Regions from separate parts of the Homo sapiens genome. Here region 1 is linked to region 2. The links are chromatin loops, found by intact Hi-C in ENCODE. Cell type or tissue: endothelial cell of umbilical vein. All regions are shown on one strand. Links, peaks and the distances in the headings refer to the core of each region. The heading gives the core; the rest is flanking DNA.

Region 1 (10,917 bases), core at 1,728-9,727, 65 kb after region 2:
TCAGCCTCCTGAGTAGCTGGGATTACAGGTGCGTGCCACCACGACTGTCTAATTTTTGTATTTTTAGTAGAGATGGGGTTTCGCCATGTTGGTCTCGAACTCCTGACCTCGTGATCTGCCCACCTCGGCCTCCCAAAGTGCTGGGATTTCAGGCGTGAGCCACCGTGCCCAGCCAGGGATACTAGATTTTATCACAGTATTATGAAAGGTAAGCTTGTCATCGTAAAGCTTATAGATACTCCTTTTATATGTTTGCTGACGTCAAGGATTTTTCACATTTGGTAATAATTTATTATTTGTTTAATAAAACGAAATTTGAACTTAAATTTGGTTTGTCTTTAGAAGTTAGTTTAGCAATTAATTTTTCTGTAAAATGATTTTTACACCATTAATTTCTTCTCAGCTTCGTATATTTAAGAATTTCTATGGACTTAAATGAGGTTCCATGATTGATTTTCTATTTGCATGATATTTTAAACAAAATATATGTTATATTTTTAAGTTCAAGATTTCCCTCCCACCCTGGGAAAGTCTTCTGAGTCTTTTTCATGTCATCCTTCTCATTTTTCTTTCTCTTTTAATTTTTCAGTACCCCAAGTTACTTTAATGTTAAACACAAATGAGAAAATTGGGGAATTGTAAAATGAATACAGTCATTCTCATTTAATAGATAATGATATCTTACTACCTATTGCTTTTGCCATTAGTTTGTAACATTTAAATTCATGTTAAAAGAAAAACAACTGAAACACTTATACTGTAGAATGCAGATTCAGCCAAAATCCAATATTGTAAATTTTTACTTACCTTCAGTGTCTGCTAGTCCTACTCCTACCCCTGGCTGTTTTACAGGCTCTTGTCCATTCTGTCCCATCTTCCCTCTGTTTAGAAATAAAATAAAATGATATATTCAGTTATGATCTCATGAATGCAAAAGAGGCTAAATTTGCATAAATAAAATGACATTGATAGTAATGGCAAAACCTGCAATTACTTTTGCACAACCGAATATTTTTGGACTTGCAATAATTATTTGAATGGCACATACATACACAGTTAATTGCTCTATATCATAATTTTAAAATGTGAACTTGTTTATTATTCCTATTCAGGCCAAACAATATACCTCAACATTCAGTAGTTTTTATTTGTAGACTATTTATCAAAAAATAAGACCATCATGACATTTAGAAATTTTGTTTTAGAATTTTTTATTTATTTCTAACTCAACAATGAGAAGGGGCTTTATATTTTTATATGTTGTACTGATGAGTTATTCCAGTTTTTTTGGTAAAAAGAGCAATATTGAATTAAATAATATATAAAAATGATATTTTAATAAAATATTTCTTATTTCATGTATTTTTTTTTCAACTCCTTTCTGTGTTTTCCACTGTGTTGAGCAAACTGGCTTTTGTAGTCAGGCTGCTTGGTCTCTGTTTCTGGCTTTGCTATTTCTTGCTATGGGTAATGTAAGGCAAAGTACCTGGTCAAGACTGTTTCTCCTTTTGTGATATAAAGATAATAATATTAGCTACATTTTGATTATGAAAAAAAACACATGAAAAATGCGTGAAAAGGGTTAACAGAGTGCCTGAGAAATAATAAGCATTCAATAAACATGACATATTAACAGGTAGGCATGCTCGTAGTAGCCTTAGAATTCAACCAAAATCTGCTAATCACTTTTAGTTTTCAGCTTCAAACTTTTTGGAAAGTCAACTAGATGAAGAATTCAGGATACTTTGAGGACTGTAAGCTTAGAATGTTAATAATTTAACAGCTAAAGGACAGTAGACCACTTCTTATTTCTTCGGCTAGAGAAAAAGCTACATGGCACATGAAGAAGTTTGGAATTTGCCTTTATATGTGCTTAGATAAGGCGTTCTAAAAAGATGGAATAAAAAATTGTTACAGAAAGATGCTTGAACAAAAGAGCATCTTGATACTGCACTTTGTAGACAACACTTCTAGCATAGTGGGATTTACTAACAATTAATTATAACTTTCATAGGAAGTATTTGGTTTGCTAGACCTGCTGAAAATGTAACCATATTTATTTCTTAATAATCCAATTATATCTTACTTGAAAACTGCTCTAAAGGTCCTCTTATTCTACTTCAGAGAAGGTGCTGAAATGTTTCCGCACATAATAAAAGAACACATGTAAATTCAGAAATTATTTTATCTCAAAAGCCATTACATTGTTCCATTATAATAATTCTAGGTTAAAGGTTTAAGTACAAATTTTTATTAAGTGTGTATGTGAGGGACCAAGTTCATGCAAATTAAGCAATTTCCAACATTTCCATTTTACCATATATATGTTAAACCATGGTCTGCATGGTCAACATCTGCATACATATTTAAGTAACACACAAAATTTTAGCTTATGTAATTGCTTCATCAAGATTCAAGACAAGTAGTTAAGAAAAAAAAAAGAACTCTGCTCTATCTGTTAGCATTAGAGGGGAAAAAAAGCTTAATAGCAGTAATCTTACTTTTATCAGTACGCTACACTGGTAGAGTGAACCAAAACATACCTTGTTGCTGAGCCAAACTCTATTGAAAGTGCAGGTCTTTTTAGTATTGGTAATCTAGTAGATCAGAATACTAAAAAATAAATATTCTTATACTATCCCAGACTTTTAAAAAGTAGTTACTGTAAGTCTTAGTAATTGTAGTACAAGTACATTTTGATAATTTTTGGGGTTGTTCTTGAGTCTTAGACTTTATATGTTAATGGTGATACCCAGCCAGTCTTTGCTTTCAATTGAAACTGATTTTAACATAGGTACTTAGCCAATATGTGTAGTAAGTACATTTTGAAGATTATACAAAAAACTTTCATAGGATTGTGAAGCTAAATTAAGTGCAAAGGAAATGTAACTGTGAGTCGTGTGAAGGATGTGGTTTCTCTGAATTCCCAATGACTACACTTTAGCTCAGAACATTCTGGCTATACATTTTATAATTTATATTTTTAAATAATCGCTAGATATTTATTAAACACTTTTACTAGCCCAAGCTATAATTTTATTAGATACAATGGGGGATATAAAAGAACTGCCAAATACTACTTCTTACACATATCCTATAATGGTTTTCAAAAGTAAATATTCGTTGTGCTCATATGGCAAAGCAAGAGTCTCCTAGACAGTTGTGAGAAGCTTTGATTTACAAGAGAAACAGGAAAATGGGAAAAATCAAAATTAGAATGTGGTATATATATAAAATACATAATCTACTTATACTGCAGACATTCAAATATTGACAAAATGACATATTTACTTTTTGGAATTATAACTTTACCATCAGTGTTAAATTATATATTTTGAAAGGTGCAGAAAAATTGGAAGGATAACAAATTATGTGTGGTTTAAAACCTTTCTAAATTCACATGACATTTACAGCTTAGAAAGAAATTTAAAGAATTTGTAGAAATTCTTTTCTGTCAAATTGGATCATCAGAAGTCAAAGACCAATGGGATTAGATTTCTTTTAGGAAGAATTTCCAATAAAATATAACTGATTAAGTACAAATAACTCTATTGAATCCATAGACTAAATCTCATAAAAGAAAAGAAAGCTAAGATGGACAGGTGATACAATAAGAATTTGCTTAATTTAAATTGAAAAAAATGTAGTTCAAAACAACAAAATGAACTCGTTTTTCACTGTAAAAATCTATTTTCACTAATGCTTTGCTTTTATAAACTGAACCATTATCAAAATATTATAATTGTTGTGGACATCAGAAGGAAAGATTTATAAGAACCTTTATTTTAAAACAAAGAGAAATAGACAATCCACCCCCTGAAAAGTCTTCACTTAGCATTGGAGAAAATGAAAAAGACCCTTTCACAACCCAGCTCAGGGTTGGCAAGCTCTGCAACGTGCCAGTTAGTAAATATTTTAGATGGGCTGTATTCTAACGACTTAATTCTGCCCTGCAGCACAAAAGCAGCATCAGGCAACACAGAGCTAATAGGCACGGTTGTGTTCCAATACAACTTAGTTTATATTCACTGAAATTTCAATTTCCTATAATTTTCAAGTGTCACAAAATATCACACTTCTTTTGTTTTTTCCTACACTTTCGAAAATGGAAATGCCATTTTTAGCTCACAGGTCTTAGAAAACCAGGTGGTAGACTGCTTTTGCCCTGGCGTAAACCCTGGGACCTGGGTGGCCCAGTGGTATTTTCAAAATCCAGAAGACTAGTTAATGGGCAGGAAAAGGAAAAGTCAGGAAGTTTGGATTTTGTTATTGGAACAGACATAATCTACATATTTATCTTAAATGCCACCAATATGACCAAGGCGATTCTAACACATTAAGTATGCTAAAGTTTTGCATTTGATTTGCAAAATGACTTTTTTTTTATTTTGAGGCTTAACATTATGAGTGATTCTTATTCCAAGAGTACCTACTCAGGGACCTATGCACTACTCGGTCTTTGTTCTAGAAAGTATGGAAACACTTCGAAACCTTCAATGTTAATTGTAGAAGGATTTATAGTTGAAAAGTCTGTATGATTATTCACTATGTCCTCTATTTCAAATATGATATATGGATTCTTTGAATATGTTTAAATATCTCCTGATTCAAGGTAAATTAATATATGTTTGTCTCAAATACCAGTAATGTTTGTATTTGGTCATTATGTGATTAAAACATTACTGTATTCCTGCTGAACTTTATTCTGGCATGGCTAAGTGATTAGCAGTTTTAACATCAAATACAGATTGTATTGATTAAGTAGTTCTGGCAGTGACTAACATTTATCCTTAGAATTAACTGAATTATCCAATCTTTCTTGAACTATCTATTTTTACATAGGCATTAACAGTTCAAGTGTCTCAGGGACAATGACTCAGAATTGGGTAATTATCCAGTTATTTCCTGTTAACTGTTGAGAATGCCTTACTCATGATGCTGAGTAAGCTTTGTAGTAACAAAAAGAGACCCACTTACATCCTCGGAATAGGAAATAGATTAGTCTCCCCTGCAGTGCTGCTGCTTCCTTCACTGTCCACGCTATACCCACTGCCAAAGCTGCTGCCCGAGGAGCCGGTGGACACAGAGCTTTCTGCAGGCCGGTGATTGGGAGGCTTTGCTGCATGGTGTGGGAAGATTCAACACCACAGTCAATAAATGAAGCTGACATTGATCTACAAATGCATCATTATACATCTTCTTAATTTACATGTGACAAGAAACAGCTACTGAAGAACTCTACATTTTTCAACCCGCCTTTTCGTTTCCTTTACTGATAATGAATGGTGGCAACAATAAATTATTTTACTGTTTTTATTGGACATCAAGGAAAAGCAATCACCTTTAGGGAAAAACACATTTAATTTTTAGACCAAGTTAAATAGTATGTAACTATGCTACTATTATTATTTTTGTGGTTTCTTTGTACAGTATTGCAAAAATGATATGGTAAATAAAAAGAATTTTGGCTATTTCATGGAGAAAAGAATTTAGAAAGACTTGGGTAGATAGAAATGGCAAGATAAAGAAAATTGCTTATTTTTTTCCTATTACTAGACTATAATCTGTTTTTCTCCTTAGAAACAAAAATGCAAAATAGAATTTTAAGAAGTGATTGAAAATTCTGTTTGTTTGTATGTACCTCTGCCTACTATCTCCAGCAAGGTTTTAAAATTTAAAGATATTTGTTTCTTTTCAGGCATTTCCTAGTTTATCATTGAGACTTGTCTCAAGAATTTCCTAAGTTTGATATTTGAATATAAGAATCCATATTCCCATACAGACATTACAAATTTGTGCAATAAATTATGCAGTAGGGGTATAGTACTAATATTGTTGTCAGATTTGAGAAGAAATTTTGATGCAAAAAGAAGGAAGATAAGGCAAGTGTTTCCCTGATTTTGCTGGGGAGAAGTTTCTCTAGTAAGTTTTTGAAATCGTTGATATTTGTCTTCCGCCAGAGAGAGTGAACTTTTCGGTCACACCGATCTGGTTTTGACTCCCAACCCACTCTTTAGCAACTGTACACTGCTTTTCTCATTTGAAAACAATGGGAGTCAGTAATGCCTACCTCATAAAATTGTGATTATGAGGAGTGAGATATGTAGGAGCCCAGTAACTTACTCTTCTTCCTCTTGTGATATTATTTGCCACATCACCACTCTTCTCATGGGCTTTACTGTCAACAGCTGTTTCTTACTGTCTTTGAGCTTAAATAGTCTTTGACAATGAATTTAACTCTATTCTCTTCTCAAGGTATCCCCACTCTTCTCAAGGGCTTTACTGTCAACAGCTGTTTCTTACTGTCTTTGAGCTTAAATAGTCTTTGACAATGAATTTAACTCTATTCTCTTCTCAAGGTATCCCCACTCTTCTCAAGGGCTTTACTGTCAACAGCTGTTTCTTACTGTCTTTGAGCTTAAATAGTCTTTGACAATGAATTTAACTCTATTCTCTTCTCAAGGTATCCCCACTCTTCTCAAGGGCTTTACTGTCAACAGCTGTTTCTTACTGTCTTTGAGCTTAAATAGTCTTTGACAATGAATTTAACTCTATTCTCTTCTAAATCTAGATGTGTTCAAACCTACAGTTCTACTTAGAGTCTTTTTTCTTCATAAATGCGTCCCTATCCCATTAGGAGTTTATTAGCCAGTTGGATAGAGTTATACTAATGGGTGAACAGTTGATAATCATTTCACGATCCTAAGATATCTACATATTTCTTAAGGATATGTATAAAAACACAATTATTCTTAATCTGGTGGAATTTTAACCAATATAATAACCACATGAAGTGAAACACATAAACATTGTGTGGGAAACCATTTGAGGACAGGAAATCCACCCTCAGGGTAGCTAGGATCAAGTCTTGCAAAGGATTTAACTTTTCCCCCATTTCTTCACTTTTTCAATTTCGTCGGTAGCAGGTTCTCTAAAGCCACAAGGAATTTTTATATATATTCCAGTGGTAGTAGGATCCCTTCCCGAGAATAGGGAACAAGAAAGAAATTGTTAATAGTTAGTCAATTGTATATCAGATGTGTATAAGTTAGAAACGGCTATTTAGGAAAATGTGTTCCTAACTTATAGACATCTGATATACAATTGACTAATTGAACTGAATGCTGTTAAACAACCAGTCATCAAGGAATTGCTAGTAACCCACAGGACTGGATTTGTGGAAACAGAATAGTTATGTTTCTGAATATTTTCTTTATTTTATGTAGAAGAAACCCAGATGGTGTAGTTAGTGTTAAAAAAAACTTCTTAAAAGAATAATTTTAAAAATGTAAAGGTAATGTGAGTAGGATGTAAAATGATGGACATGTATAAAGTAGATTAAAATGCATAACCTACATAATGAGTCAGATTAGTCAATTGATTATAAACAAAAGAAAGCTGTCATACTTTTTGATGGGATTCTATAATCCAATTCATAATTTTTAGTATGACATTGAATGGAAGACATTAATTTCATCAATTGGAAAATCACAATTTACTATTTTCAAAGATAAACCTTAATTATTAGACACTAATATTCAATCAATTTATATTTATTAAATTAAAATAATTTTAATTCAAGAGCAAACTCACAATGAACAAAAATAGCTACATTATAAAAATGATTTATTATCTATGTTTCAAAATCGTCCATCCTTTGTTTTGTCAACTTTGGTTTTACCTGATGCGATTTTTAGTTCTATTCCTCTTCTGGAAAAGTTGAGAAATGTGTACAGAATATAAAATAGCATAATAAGAAGAAAGAAACAAAGCTAGAAATAAATTTAAGAAAAGACAGGTTTTTTTTCCATCTTGCCAATCTCTTTGAATAGAATTCTCATTTTGAAAGCCTGTGCAAGTGTTGTCAATATTTTAAATGCAAACAAATAACATTTTATAAGAAATATTAAAAAAGAAAACCAAATCCAGGGGACATTTACCTATGATGGAATCAGTCTAACATCTCTGCAAAACATGATTACATCTAAGGTTCTGTCTATGGAAATTTTAGGCAGTTAGAAATTAGGTGAATAATTCAAATGAATCTAGTTATTTGGAGTTATCACAACAAAACATCCGGTGCTGGATTAAATTCTGTATTCTTAACTTGGTATCTAAGTGTAGTGCAGAGATATATAGCCTCACATTTGGTTAGTTTCTGAAAAATGAATTAAATTAAAACACACAACAGATCTTTTCTTCTTGCTGGGCTGTATCTGCATATCATAAAATGTGATAAAACAAAAAATGGAGAGGTTTTGATAAGCTGGTTCTAAGAATCCGTATTTTAATATATCTTTTCCAGATACTTGAAACATGTATTTACTCATTTCTTTCTCTTGAAACAGACTTCAAGAAATAAAACATCAATTCTATTAAATTGAGCTAAATCTGCATAAAGGCAAACTTTTTTTTAACAAATAAAGTGTATTTAGGACTTTATTATCTGAGGCTGGATCTTAGGTAATTTCAAGACATCTAATAATTTCCACCACATTCTTTATTTTGCCTCTCAAAAGAGTTTTTTATTGGTCTGGTCTTTCCAAATATATCTCTTGTAATTCTCCTTCAAACACTTTACATGGAAGCCCTCTCAGTCCATTCACTCTGGCTCCCTTTGGTTTGGCTTTTTTCTTTCCAACTTTACTAAGCTCTCTTTTATCCCATCACTTTCTTGTATCTAAATTAAAGTTATCTGTAAAGGCCTAGCTCAGAAATCACCTGCTTCATGCATTTTTCCTCATTCTCCCATTCAGAAGTGACCTCTCCTATGTCTGGACTCTTGTAGCACATACTCTGTCGTTATTGGAAGCAAAGCCTATGTTTTCTCCTTGGTAACTTCCTTAAAAGCTTGTCCCGGAACCATGTTTGAACAATATTTAATGAATAAGTAATAATAATAATAATACATTAATACTTCTTTCCTTTAACCAATCAAAACATCTGAATGATTTAGTAGATAATTTCACTTTTTAAATCAAGCTTTGTGTTTTATACAAATCATAAATTTCTCAACAAGAAGTCCACTTGATATGGAAGCTTTTTTTCCATGTTCTTTGTCAAAGAAACTTTAGGGAGTCATTTTTTTTAGCTTTTAAAATCAGAGATAACTTTACTCTGTCATACTGTATAGAAAAAGGTGATCATTCAACTATATTTTTTAACCCCAATCTCCCAAAACACTGGTTTGATTGAAGGAAATATTTAATGAGAATACACTAACCATCAGAGATTATAAGCTTATGAATTTCAAAAAGTTCATAATCACAAATATTACATATATATTTAAAATGAAAGTGACAAAAGAAAATAATATGTAGAGTAACATTCTGTGGGAGCCAGCACTATTACAGACTCTAGAACTTGTCCTGATCCCATGTTTGTATGTAGGTAGTTGGAGAGCTCTGGGTTATATTTAAGTGTAATATATCTCTATTTTTTATGTTATTGAGGGAAATAATATTTTAAACACACTAAGTATAATCTTCCATAATTTTATAATTTCAAAATCAAAAATTTAGAAATATTCAACTTCTGCTTTATTCTTCCAACTCTTTTAATTAGAGTTTCAGAAACCAAGGACCTACTATGTGTGAATGTATTACACACCTGTGTATTACATATGAAAAAAGTTTATATAAACATTGAGAGGCTTTTCTTAGTAATAAGATACATCTTTGGGGCCATTTTTTATGAATTACATTTTTGTGTCTACTTTCTTTTTGAAATCTTAAGTGTATTACTAAGTACCAAGTAAAGGAAAGAGTGGATGCTATAAATATATGATAGAATCAGCTCACTCATAGAAAGGGTCCTGTGCCCTAAAAGAATAAATCTTAGAACGTTGAATCATTTTTGTAACTCAATTAATTGAGGGGGCATTTCAGGTAAACAAATGTTACCTTCTGTGATGCAATTCAATCTGTTTTAAATTATTCTTTGACCATTTCACTTTCTTTGGCTGTTAGATGGTTCAACATCATTGTGTTTTATTACTCCATTGTGGCTAACCTTAATTAAATCGGTAGTGTCTCTTTGACTGCACATCTGTCTTCAATTAGTTTGCTCTGTTGGCTTTTCTTCCCTCTACCACACAGTACTTAAATATGCAAAGCTATCACTGTACTTACCACATGATGGCAGCACTTTGCTCTGAGAGCACGGATTAAATTGTAGACTTCACTTTTACTACTTTTATATCACATCCAGTTATCTGAAATTTAAAAGGCAAGGTCTCTGCCTATCCTACTAAATTCCAAAAAATTAGTGTTTGGAATGTAAATAGGTTGCTGTCTATGATGTTCCATTATTGGTTTTATATCTTTGGTCCAGCACAGAGCTATTTCCAAATATTCTGAGGAGTAATTTATTATGTAGGTAGCTTGTACTTTCCCAAATTACTTGGTTAATACAGTAGTAAATATCTTCCTAGATACAGTCTCTAAAATTTTAAGATTAACCGAAATAAAAAGCAATCAATAATTTTGTTTATTCCAATACTTAATGATGGAACGGAAATAACTACCTAGCAGTTTTAGAAATCAAGTATTTGGGAATTTTTACCCCCTGTAGCTAGCTTTAATTTAGCTAGTATTTACTTCAGGTACCTTTCTCCTCTCTTTCTTTGTTTCTTTCTCTGTCCATCCCTCTTTCCTTTCCTTCTTCCCTCCTCCTGTCTCTGTCATCTACCTGTTGTTATTGCTGTTACTGTTTTTGTTTTTTGATATTTTTACTAAAGGGATTTTGCAGTTTTATCTCATGTTTTAATTTTCTTTTGAACGTGGACCTGAAAATTTCAGGTTTTAAGTGTCATTGTGCCAGCATTATTTGGAATGTTTTCCCTTGAATTATGTACAATCACACTTCATGTATGTTTTCTATTACAGTTCAGGGGTTCTAGTTTAAGAAGAGGTACTG
Region 2 (10,917 bases), core at 1,698-9,697:
GTGGAAGCCACTAGAACTGTGTTTACCTAGGAAAATAGTAAACAATAAACAGTATTCCATCCCTGGAAAGCTTGAAGATATTATTGCTACCACCAAGGACCTGAAAGGTGCAGGCGTGGTGACTTCTATCACATTCTCATTCAACTCACCTGTTTATCCTGTGTAGCAGACAGATGAATCTTGGAAAATTAGAGTGAATTATCACGAGCTTAACAAAGCAGTAGCTCCAATTGTAGCTGCTGTATCAGATGTGGTTTCATTGCTTGAGCAAATCAACACATCCCCTGGTACCTAGTATGCAGCTAATGATCTGACAAGTACTTTTTTCTTCATACCTGTAAATAAAGACCACCAGAAGCAATTTGCTTTTCGCTGGCAAGTCGATACCCTTTCACTCTCCTATATCAGGAGTATAGCAACTCTTCAGGCTTATTTCATAATTTAGTTTGCAGGGATCTGAATTGCCTTTCCCTTTCACAAGATATTACACTGGTCCATTACATTGATGACATTATGTTGATTGGACCTGGTGAGTAAGAAGTTGCAACTACTCTAGTCTTCTCTGTGTATCAGAGAATGGGAAGACATTTGAGTATCAGAGGATGGGAAATGATTCCAACAAAATTTCAGGGGCTTTCTGCATCAGTGAACATTTAAGGGGCCCAGTGATATGGGGCATGACAGGATAACTCCTTTAAGGTGAAGGATATGTTGTTGCATGTGGCTGCTTCCACAACGAGAAAAAGAGACAATGCCTAGTGGGCCTCTTTAGATTTTGGAGTTAACATACTACTCATTTGGGTGCGTCATTCCAACCCATATCAGGTGACTGTAAAAGCTGCTAATTTTGAGTGGGGCCCAGAGCAAGAGGGAGTTCTGCAGTAGGTCCAGGCTATTACTGTACAAGCTGCTCTGCTGCTTGAGCCATATGATACAGCAGATTAAAGTTCTTGAAGTGTCAGCGGCAGACAGACATGATACATGTGAATTTCAATACAGACCCTTAGGATTTTGGAAAAAGTCTTGCCATCCTCCACAGAAAATTACTCTCTCTCTCTTTTGTTTTTAGAAATGCTCTTGGCCTGTTATTGGGCCTTAGAGACAGAATGCTAAACCATGGGCCACCAAGTTACCACGGGACCTGAGCTGCTCATCATAAACTGGGGGTTATCTGATCTGCCAAGTGATAAAATTGGGTGTGCACAGCATCACTTCATCATGAAATGGAAGTGATATAGATTTTGATAGGCCTGAGCAGGCCCTGAAATCACAAGTAAGTTACATGAGTAAGTGACTCAATTGTCCGTGGTCTCTACTTCTGCTACATTGGCTTCTCTTTCCCAGCCTGCACCTATGGCCTCATAGGGAATTCCCTAGGATCAGCTAACAGAGGAATGGGACATTCAGGTCTGTTTTACAGATAGTTCTGCATGATATGCTGGCAGCACTTGAAAGTGGACAGCGGCAGCACTACAGCCCCTTTCTGGGACATCCCTGAAGGACAGTCGTGAAGAGAAATCCTCTCAGTGGGAAAAACTTTGAAAAGTGCACCTGGTTGTTTACTCTGCTTGGAAGGAGAAATAGCCAGCAATGGGATTATGTACCAACTCATGGACTATGGTAAATGGGTTAGCTGAATGGTCAGGGACCTGGAGGGAACATGTTTAGAAAATAGGTGACAAGAAAATCTTGCCGAGAGACATCAAAATGTGAAAGTATTTATGTCACATGTGAATGCTCACCAAAGGGTGACATCAGCAAAGAAGAGTTTTAATAATCAAGTAAATGAGATGTCCTCTTCTGTGGATACCAGTTAGCTCTTCCCCGCAACACTACTCAATGGGCTTATGAACAAAGTTGCCATGGTGGCAGGGATGGAGATTATGAATAAGCTTAGTAACATGGACTTTCATTCACCAAGGCTGACCTGATTGTGGCCATTGCTGAGTGCCTAATCTGTTAGCAGCAGAGACCAACAGAGTCCACCATTCACTGCTGGTGATCAGCCAGCTACCTGGTGCTAGGTTGATTATATTGGACCACTTCTGCCATGGAGGGAATATCATTTTGTTCTTACTGAAATAGACAGTGTAGATATGAATTTGCCTTCTCTGCATACAATGCGTCTGCAAAAACTACCATCCATAGATTTCTAGAATGCCTTATCCAGCATCATGGTATTAGACACAGGATTGCTTCTGATGCAGCTGGTTTGATAGAATGGTGGAATGGCCTTTTGAAGACTCAGCTACAGCACCAGCTATGTAACAATACCTTGCAGGGCTGAGGTGAAGTTCTCCATAAAACTGTATATGTCTGAATTATCTTCCAGCATATTGTGCTGCTTCTCCTATAGCCAGGATTTATGGGTCAGGAATGAAGGATGGAAATCAGAGTGGAACCACTCAGTATTACTCCTAGTGACCCATTAGCAAAATTTTTGCTTCCTGTTCCTACCACCTTATGCTTTGCTGACCTAGAGGTCTTAGTTCCAAAGGGAGGGATGCTTCCATTAGGAGACACAACATGATTCCATTGAGCTGGAAGTTAAGACTGCTATCCAGCAACTTTGGACTCCTCATGCCTCTGAATCAACAGGAAAATAAGGGATTTACTGTGCTGGCAGGGGTGAGTGATCCTGACTACCAGTGGGAAATTGAACTGCTACTCCACAATGGAGGTAAGGAAGAGGATTCCTGGAACACAGGAGATCCCTAAGGTTGATTAAGATCAATGGAAAATGACAACAACCCAATCTAGACAGGACTGCTAACAGCCTAAGTCATTCAGGAATACAGGTTTGGGTCATCTACCAGATAAAGGACCACACGCAGCTGAGGTGTTTGCTGAAGGCCAAGGAAATACAGAATGAGTAGTGGGAGAAGATAGTTATAAATAGCAGCTCGGACCATGTGACCAGTTATGGAAATTAGGAGTATTTCCTCCTTAGCTTGTTCTGAATATGTGTGTGTGTGTGTGTGCATAGATAGATAAATGATAGATGATAGATAGATAGATAGATAGATAGATAGATAGATACATAGATTTACCATAAGAAATTGACTCATACAATTATGGAAGCTGAGACGTCTAAGATCTGCTGCCAGCAGGCTGTATACGTCCCTTTGTTTTCTTTCCTTTCCTGTTCCCTTTTCATGTAACATAACATGTATTGACTTTATATCATATAATTTGTTTATTTATTTATTTATTTATTTTGAGACAGAGTTTCACTCTTGTTGCCCAGGCTGGAGTGCAATGGTGCCATCTCAGCTCACTGAAACCTCTGTCTCCTGGGTTCAAGTGATTCTCCTGCCTCAACCTCCTGAATAGCTGGAATTACAGGCATGTGTCACCATGCCCGGCTAATTTTGTATTTTTACTAGCGATGGGGTTTCACCATGTTGGCCACGCTGATCTCAAACTCCTGACCTCAAGTGATCTGCCTGCCTCAGCCTCCCAAGTGCTGGGATTACAGGTGGGAGCCACCATGCCCAGCTATATCATAGTATTTAAGTATTGTTAATTTTACATCTCAGTACTTAAGTTATAGGATATCAAGGATAAGAGTAAACACCCCTTAAGGACTTTGCCTCCTCTTCTGGGGAAGGGGTTGGTGCATTTTCAGTTCTGTGCAGGGTAGTTTTATCACGTTAGATGTTATTTTCTTTATTTGGAGATAAAATATGTTTAAGAAGATGCATATGAGTGCCAAACTGGCGAGGAGTAGATTTGTGATGGTTAAACTTTTGTGTCAACTTGACTGGGCCAAGGGGTACCCAGAAAAATCATAATTTCTGGGTGTGTCTGTGAGGGTGTTTCTGGATGAAATTAACATTTGAACTAGTAAACTGAGTAAAGCAGATTGCCCTTCCCAATGTGGTTGGGCCTCATCCAAATCTGCTGAAAGACCTGAGTAGAATAAAAGGCTGAGTAAGAAAGAATTCTTTCTCTCTGTCTTTGAATGGGGACATTGGTCTATTTCTGTTTTCGAACTCACACGGAAACTTATGCATCAGCTGTCTTGGTCCTCAGGCCTTCAAAATCAGACAGGAACTTACATCATCTGCTCACCTGGTTTTCAGGCCTTCAAACTTGACCTGGAACTATACCATCGGCTCTCCAGAGTCTCTAGCTTGCTGACTGCAAATTTTGGACTTCTCAGCCTCCGTAATTATGTGAGCCAACTCCTATGGCAAATTTATCTATCTGGATGTCTGTGTATCTATCCATCTACCTATCTATCTATTTATCTGTCTATCAATCAATCACCTACCTATCTCCTATGGCTTCTGTTTCTCTAGAGAACCCAGACTAATACAGATTTGAAAGGAAAAAAATGGATCTTAGTATATCCAGATTTTCTAAAACATGATCCTTTATGTTGATAGAAATTGTGTGCTTTTTTTGACATAAGATGCAGAGGAATAATAGTATCAGGATATTTTTTAAAAACTGCAAACAGACCAGTTTCTGTTTCCTACAGGAACTACTTTGTAGATCCTTTTAGAACAGCCTGAGTGAGATATTGGGGGTGTTGAATGGTAGAAAGCATTGATTTGGGTTGATATCAAATATATTTTTTTAAACAGGGGAACCTTCTCTTCCATCCCACTACACTACTACACTCTGCATAAAGTCACCTTTTGTGGAGGACAAAGGTCTCTGCAAAATATTTTGAGGGAAAAGATAAGAAGGGTATATTTGTATTGGATATAGATCTTCTACCTATATATCTGTATAGGTTGAAGAAAAGAAAAGAATAAAATACTTTAAATATAGATTTTGCTGTTACAGACCGGAAATGATGAATGCAGAAAGCTGAGGATCCAAAGCTGTCAGAAAAATCTGACTTAGCCTCATTAGATATTTAAGAAATAAAACATAAATAGATCACAGCAGAAAGGCTTTCATTTCTGAGGGACTGCTAGGCACAGATTTTGTGCATCTTCTCTGTTAACTGGGTCATCATTGATTAAAGAGTTTTTCTAGTGCACTTGGCATACTCATTCAGTATTAAACTGAACTCAATTCAACTGAACTCATGGGGCTCCAGCAGAGGGCGTGATTCACAAATGCTGGAGCAGGGGACTCTAGCAGAATATGTCTAGAAAAGCAAAGATGGATCTGGAATTTCCAGACTATTTCAACCTTTTCCTTTAGCAGCGTGCTATATTCAGGTAATCAGTAATTCAAGCTAATATGAAAGAACAATGAGAAGCAGTAAGCTGTATTTTTGGAGAGATATTAATTATTGTATAAAATATTTTAAAATATTCACTGGAATGGGGTTTTAAAAATAAATTGCGTTTTTCTTTAAAATGCATGGAATGTGTCTTCTTTTATCAACATTAGCTGCCTTATTGATATTGAGTCCAGAAGCTGAGGGAAGAAAAATAAACATTTTTTAAAAATGCCAAGTTTACAGCATATCTTAGGGAAGAAAAGTGACTGTAGTGAGCAAGTATCTATAGCTTGATAAGAGTTTTTAATAATGAATTCTAAACATCAGTAAATAAAACACCATTGAATAATAATGAACTTTGCTCCTTAGGTAAGTGTCTTAAAATACATATTTTGCACTTAAAACATCCAGATGTCAAAAATATTCAGGGACTATAGGGAAACTGATTGAGATGTTTAGGAATTAACCCCCATCATCAAGACCGCTTGGCCCCTTCTGATCTCAGAACAGCTTTCATAAAAATATTCTACTGTGAGTGCATGTCAGGGGTCTTCATGTCCAAGATAGGTTGAACTTCACGATGACTAGAATAAAACATTTCCCATAAGCGCTTCCTCTCTCCCATCTCCTGACTCAAGACCCCAACATTTGGTCTTGATGTTTCTGAGGACTATGGGTTTGAGTTGTTAGTTTTAACCTATAAGTATTTGGCCTTCAGCCCTGACTCTCTCCTACTGTGCATAGGAAGGAAACCAAAAACATTCAGCTCACATTGAGCAGTAATGCTTAACATATTAAAGGCAAAGTGATACTTTTAATGGTAATTTTTGATAATGTTATTGATGGTAGCGATGATGATGATGAAGGACAACTCTAACAAATAGAAAAAAAAAAAGAACAGAAGAGAGCATAAAAAGTACCCAATAGAATGGCAATAGGCTAGATATGTTTGAACTGAGACCCTAGACCTCAATGAAAACAGAATAATTTCAATCTCAATTACATCTATCAATGTATCTAGTTCCTGGGATTTTTTTCTTCCCTGGGAGAAGACACACTTTCAAATTCCACTTTATGAGAGTACTAAACAATTGCAGAGGCAGCAGCTCTGAGCATTCCTTTGAAGTATGTACTAAAGAGGCATTTCAAGCACTGCTAAGAGTATGCTGCACCATCATTAAAAGCCAACATTAAAATTCAGAAATCAAAGGCATGTTTACACCAGGCTAAACCATTTTTTTCTTACACATTAAAAGAACATCAAGCTATCCAAAATGATTTAGTGAAAAAGTTCTTTTTTTTCTTGTTTACCCATCAACTAAGAAAGCACTGGGCCAATGTTATTCTAGTTATCTCAGCATTTTTAGCATTCTCTTTGTATAAATTTTTTAAAAGGGCAAACTTCACATATACAATATCATACTTGGTATAAGAAATAGACTATTTGAGGAAACCAAAATTATACTTAAAACATACTAGGAAGAAAATAATGGTTATTGCTCTCCAAGATAGAATGGAATATGAGGTGCACTGATTTCTAATTCCAAACTGAATCCCATTTTTCCCTATGGCCTTAAGTTTTAATTGCCATTAGATTTCTCTATCCTACTTTTTCATATTTTATAAAGAGTTCTTGTAAATGACATGCTGTGGTGGCTGTGGAAATGTCCTGCTCAGATCTTCATAAAAACCTCCTGTGGGAGGGTAGTTGATCAACAATTTCTAGCTGCTCCCCTCCTGAGCACTGAGGCCACACATCCTATAAGCTGCTCCCAGACAATGGTCAAGCACAGCAGGGTAGAACCAGTCCATGCCTGCTCAAAGTGACGCCTCCTCTAATGAACGCATTTTCTTTGAAGCGCCCTCCACCACCTTAGTGTGCCCAAGAGTTTTTCAGAACAGTTCTGCAGTCTGAAGGAGTCCTTCCTTCCCAGTCCTTCCTTTTCTTTTCATTCTTTCTTCACAGTCATGATGTTTCCATCTCGGTCTGAAGGCTCTTCCTTCAAAGGCAATACACCCGCAAATCCCTTGGACATCCAATCCTGTCCTGGTGTCTACTCAGAGGACCCAAACTGACACAGAGAGTGGTCTGAGAAAACAGGTGACAAGAAGGGGGTTGTGGGGACTGGATCATTCCCTCTCCAGTTGGCAAATAAAGTACCATACTGGACTTAGCAAGATGTCTGGCTTTTGAACAGAAATCTTCATATCACCAGCGATGAGAGAGAATTAAATATGGGCGATGATGAGAAGGGCAAGAAGATTTTTGTTCAGAAGTTCTTCCTGGTTTAGTCTTGGGAGGGTGTATGTGTCCAGGAATTTATCCATTTCTTCTAGATTTTCTAGTTTATTTCCTTGGAGGTGTTTATAGTATTCTCTGATGGTAGTTTGTATTTCTGTGGTATGTCTTGTGACTTTTTTTATGTGTGCCATGATTTAATAGATCTCATACATCAGAATTCTGATCATGAATGACTGACAGAATATTTTTCTTGGGCAGTCCTGACTTAACTAAGACTGGCTTGTGGTTAAATTAATATGTTTGGTTTTTTGAACGTTAATAGTAATTCTGATTCAGTAAATGCTATCGCTGTTTTCGTCTTCTGAAGATATGACTGGACTTTGTTAATAATGTTCAACTTTCCACAAAGACGGTGCATGCCATCTTAAAATCTATTAGAGATTGGTTTTATATTCAGATGTATATACTTGTTATATGACTATATTTAAATACTGGGGAAATCCCCCCTTTTTCTCAGAACCAAGCAAGACTCATTTGTGTTTTGTGTTATTTGCCTCCTAAAGGCTGGGCTGAAGATAAGGTGGCAAAGTCTACTTTATCTTTTTGGTTTTAACTATACCAACCTAATTAGAATTTCCTGTATCTAAAATGGTTCCTTGGCCAGGTGTGGTGGCTCATGCCTGTAGTCCTAGCAGTTTGGGAGTCCAAAGTGGGTGGATCATTTGAGGTCAGGAGTTCAAGATCAACCTGGCCAATATGGTGAAACCTCATCTCTACTAAAAACACAAAAATTAGCCAAGTGTGTTAGCACATGCCTGTAATCCCAGCTACTCAACAGGCTGAGGCAGGAGAATCGCTTGAACCCAGGAGGTGGAGGTTGCAGTGAGCCGAGATCGCACACCACTGACCTCCAGCCTGGGCAACAGAACAAGACTCTGTCTGGAAAAAAAAAAAAAGTTTCTCGTACTTATTGAAAGGCATTTTAGTGTGGTGTGTGTGTAATATCAAATAAAGAATATTTAACACTTGAAAAGGAAATACATCATCTGAAACGCAAAGCATAGATAATTTCTGAATAAGGTGGCAGCCCAATTGCTGCTGATTTCAGGAGTGATGACTTAGGAGAAGTCCCCAGGGAGAGGAATGTCCTTGGTGTGAGGATCAAGGCATTTGAAAGACACAGAGTGCACAATGCCTGTAAGGACAGCAGAACTGACTATTTACTACTAAGTTGAAGTGTTGCTTTATAGAGGTATAACGATAAATGATAAGGAAGTTGACAAATTCGTAAAGTTAGCTGTGATAGCCAGAGGCCCTTTGTGGTAGTTTAGGAAGAAGCCCTTACTCCCTGCAATGGAAGAGCTGATAGTTGCTGAGAAGCAGACCCGGGGTTTCATAGTGAGAACTACAGAGGCTCCAGAGACATTTTAACGTTCAGCAAAGACAGTACAGGTTTCCCTTAAGGTTAGGGCTGTGGTTAGGATCTCTGGAACCCTACCAGATAGAATTGGAACACCTGAGTCAACGCTGACCGGGATGGCTTTAAAACCCCTGAGGTCCTCTCATAATCCAGGAAAGTCTTTCTTGAGGACTTAGAAGCCACTCTTTTGACATGTAATTTCGAGGAAAGATAGTGCACCTATCTTTCAGTTTCTGTGTGCGAATGGGAGCCTAACTTTTATGGGCACCAATTAGCAAACATGGATGGCCTAATAATTGAGAAAAAACATTTGCAAACTCAGGATTAGCACATCCCACTGATCAACCGCCCAACCCCCACCCCATGTCCTCCAGCACTTTTCCAGTAGATCATCCCAGTTCTGAAAATTCCTCCTTCTCTTTGTTTCAATAGAGTTGACTTCAGACGACCTCTCTCTTCTGTTTTAGCAGCTTTGAATAATGTCTTCTTTGCCTTCCAGTGCAATTTTTACTTTGACCATATCCCTGAGAATTGTGGCTTTTCAGACCCCTCTGACCCTCAGAATTTGCAAAAGGGAGAAGGCTGTCCCTCCCTAGTAAGAGCTAGTACTGCTCCCCCACAGGAAAAAGCTACAGAGCAGCCTCTCCTTTGCAAGACGACAGGTGACCTTCTCAAGAGTTGCCCCTCCTGCCTATCCTGATTATAAAGCTGAAAACTGTGACTGAATTCTAGCACAATCTAACTGGAGACATGCTGGGCTGATAAGGGAGAAATGAGTTTATAAACTGAAGGAGTTTCAGGTATATGCTACAATGTACAAACAGTAGCCAAGGGATCACCCCTGGGGTTAGGTTTGAGGGTGCTTGATCACGGAAGCCAGAGTGAAAGACTGAATAAGAACAATGGACTTGGCAGCACTTTTTTTGAGACATTTTATTTTATACCCTGGTAAGGACCCCAGAATACAGAACAAACTTTCTGCTAAGAGTGGCTCTTAAAAGCCAGGAATAAGTGATGGCCCTGGCCGAGCAAAGTGGAAATGCCTGGGTTGCCTGGCAGAAGCAAAAGGCTCAGGAATGTGGGCCTGATGGAATGCATGGCATGTAGGGCCAGAAGCCCCATTAAATGTTATGCTTCATGGGAGGTCACAGGGAGTCCTTCAGCCAACAGGAATCAATTGGTGAGGGCAGCAGCATCCATAAGTTCAGTGGCAGCTCATCTCAGAATGACGGGCAGTTGGATGGAGAGGGGCTCCCAGAACAGGTCTGATTAGTATTCATGAGCATGATGAGACCCTGAATAATTGAGGCTAAGTGGCAGGGCTTAACAGACAAAAGCAGGGGACACACAAGATTGGAGTAGTCAAGGGGGCTTGACCTTCAGGGAGTTATGGAGGTTGTTAATACAATATGGCATCACTAGGGGCAAAATAGATGGGTAGCTAATGAGTGAGCTGCTTGACATCTGCAATCAGAAATAAGCTAGAATGAAGAAGCGGGAGGCTGAGGCCAGTTGCCACAAATAAAGTTACAATGCTTTGCCTAGTTCTCACGCCTAAATTAATTTTGAGTTTCAGGATTCATTTACTAAAGGGATGACCATGTGCCCATAAAGGAACAAGTCTCCAATACAAAGCATGTATATACTGTAATGATTCCCCAAGTCTTTTCTCAAAGGGACTTCTAGTTATTTACTCATGTGACCATCTACTAGGAAAAAAGAAGTACTCAGAGGAATGTTGAACAGATTTCTGAGTTGACGTTGATACCTGGTGACTCAGTGAATCATCATGGCGCTCTAGTTAGGGTGGAGATTTACAGGAGCCACGTAATAAGTGGAGTCTGCTAAAGCCTGGCCTAGAGTGGATTCACTGTGTTCACAGACATATCTGGTGGTCATTTCCTGGTCTTCAATATGCAATTGGTATTTTACCTGGCATTTGGCATATTCCCCATGTTTGGTCTTTGGACTTCTTGGAAAGACCAAGTGGAAACCTCTGAAATTATTCTTCCCTCCTACCTGTACCAAGATAGTAAATCAGTGTATCTCTGGGGGACAGGGAGGAAAGGT

Evidence for each region. Peaks named below come from ENCODE experiments on the same cell type or tissue, not always from the same donor. Only the 100,000 strongest peaks of a DNase experiment are listed, where the experiment ranks them.
Region 1: a loop joins it to region 2, with 4 times the contacts of the local background. A loop is called at or near these places in 5 of 110 quality-filtered maps.

What each region holds. Positions count from the first base shown.
Region 1 is chr7:82,800,711-82,811,627 of GRCh38, forward strand. It overlaps PCLO (piccolo presynaptic cytomatrix protein), which reads right to left. Exons shown (of 25, transcript NM_033026.6): 21 at 4,978-5,119; 22 at 808-881. Among named protein-coding and RNA genes, the nearest start is that of PCLO, 360 kb to the right of the region's middle. RefSeq lists an enhancer at 4,444-5,643. In endothelial cell of umbilical vein, for the core only: no CTCF peak of the experiment used is centred there; a DNase peak (open chromatin) is centred at 4,931; H3K27ac peaks cover 1,725 bases.
Region 2 is chr7:82,735,383-82,746,299 of GRCh38, forward strand. No RefSeq gene overlaps it. Among named protein-coding and RNA genes, the nearest start is that of CACNA2D1, 300 kb to the left of the region's middle. In endothelial cell of umbilical vein, for the core only: a CTCF peak has its summit at 5,062 (motif pointing right); a DNase peak (open chromatin) is centred at 5,079.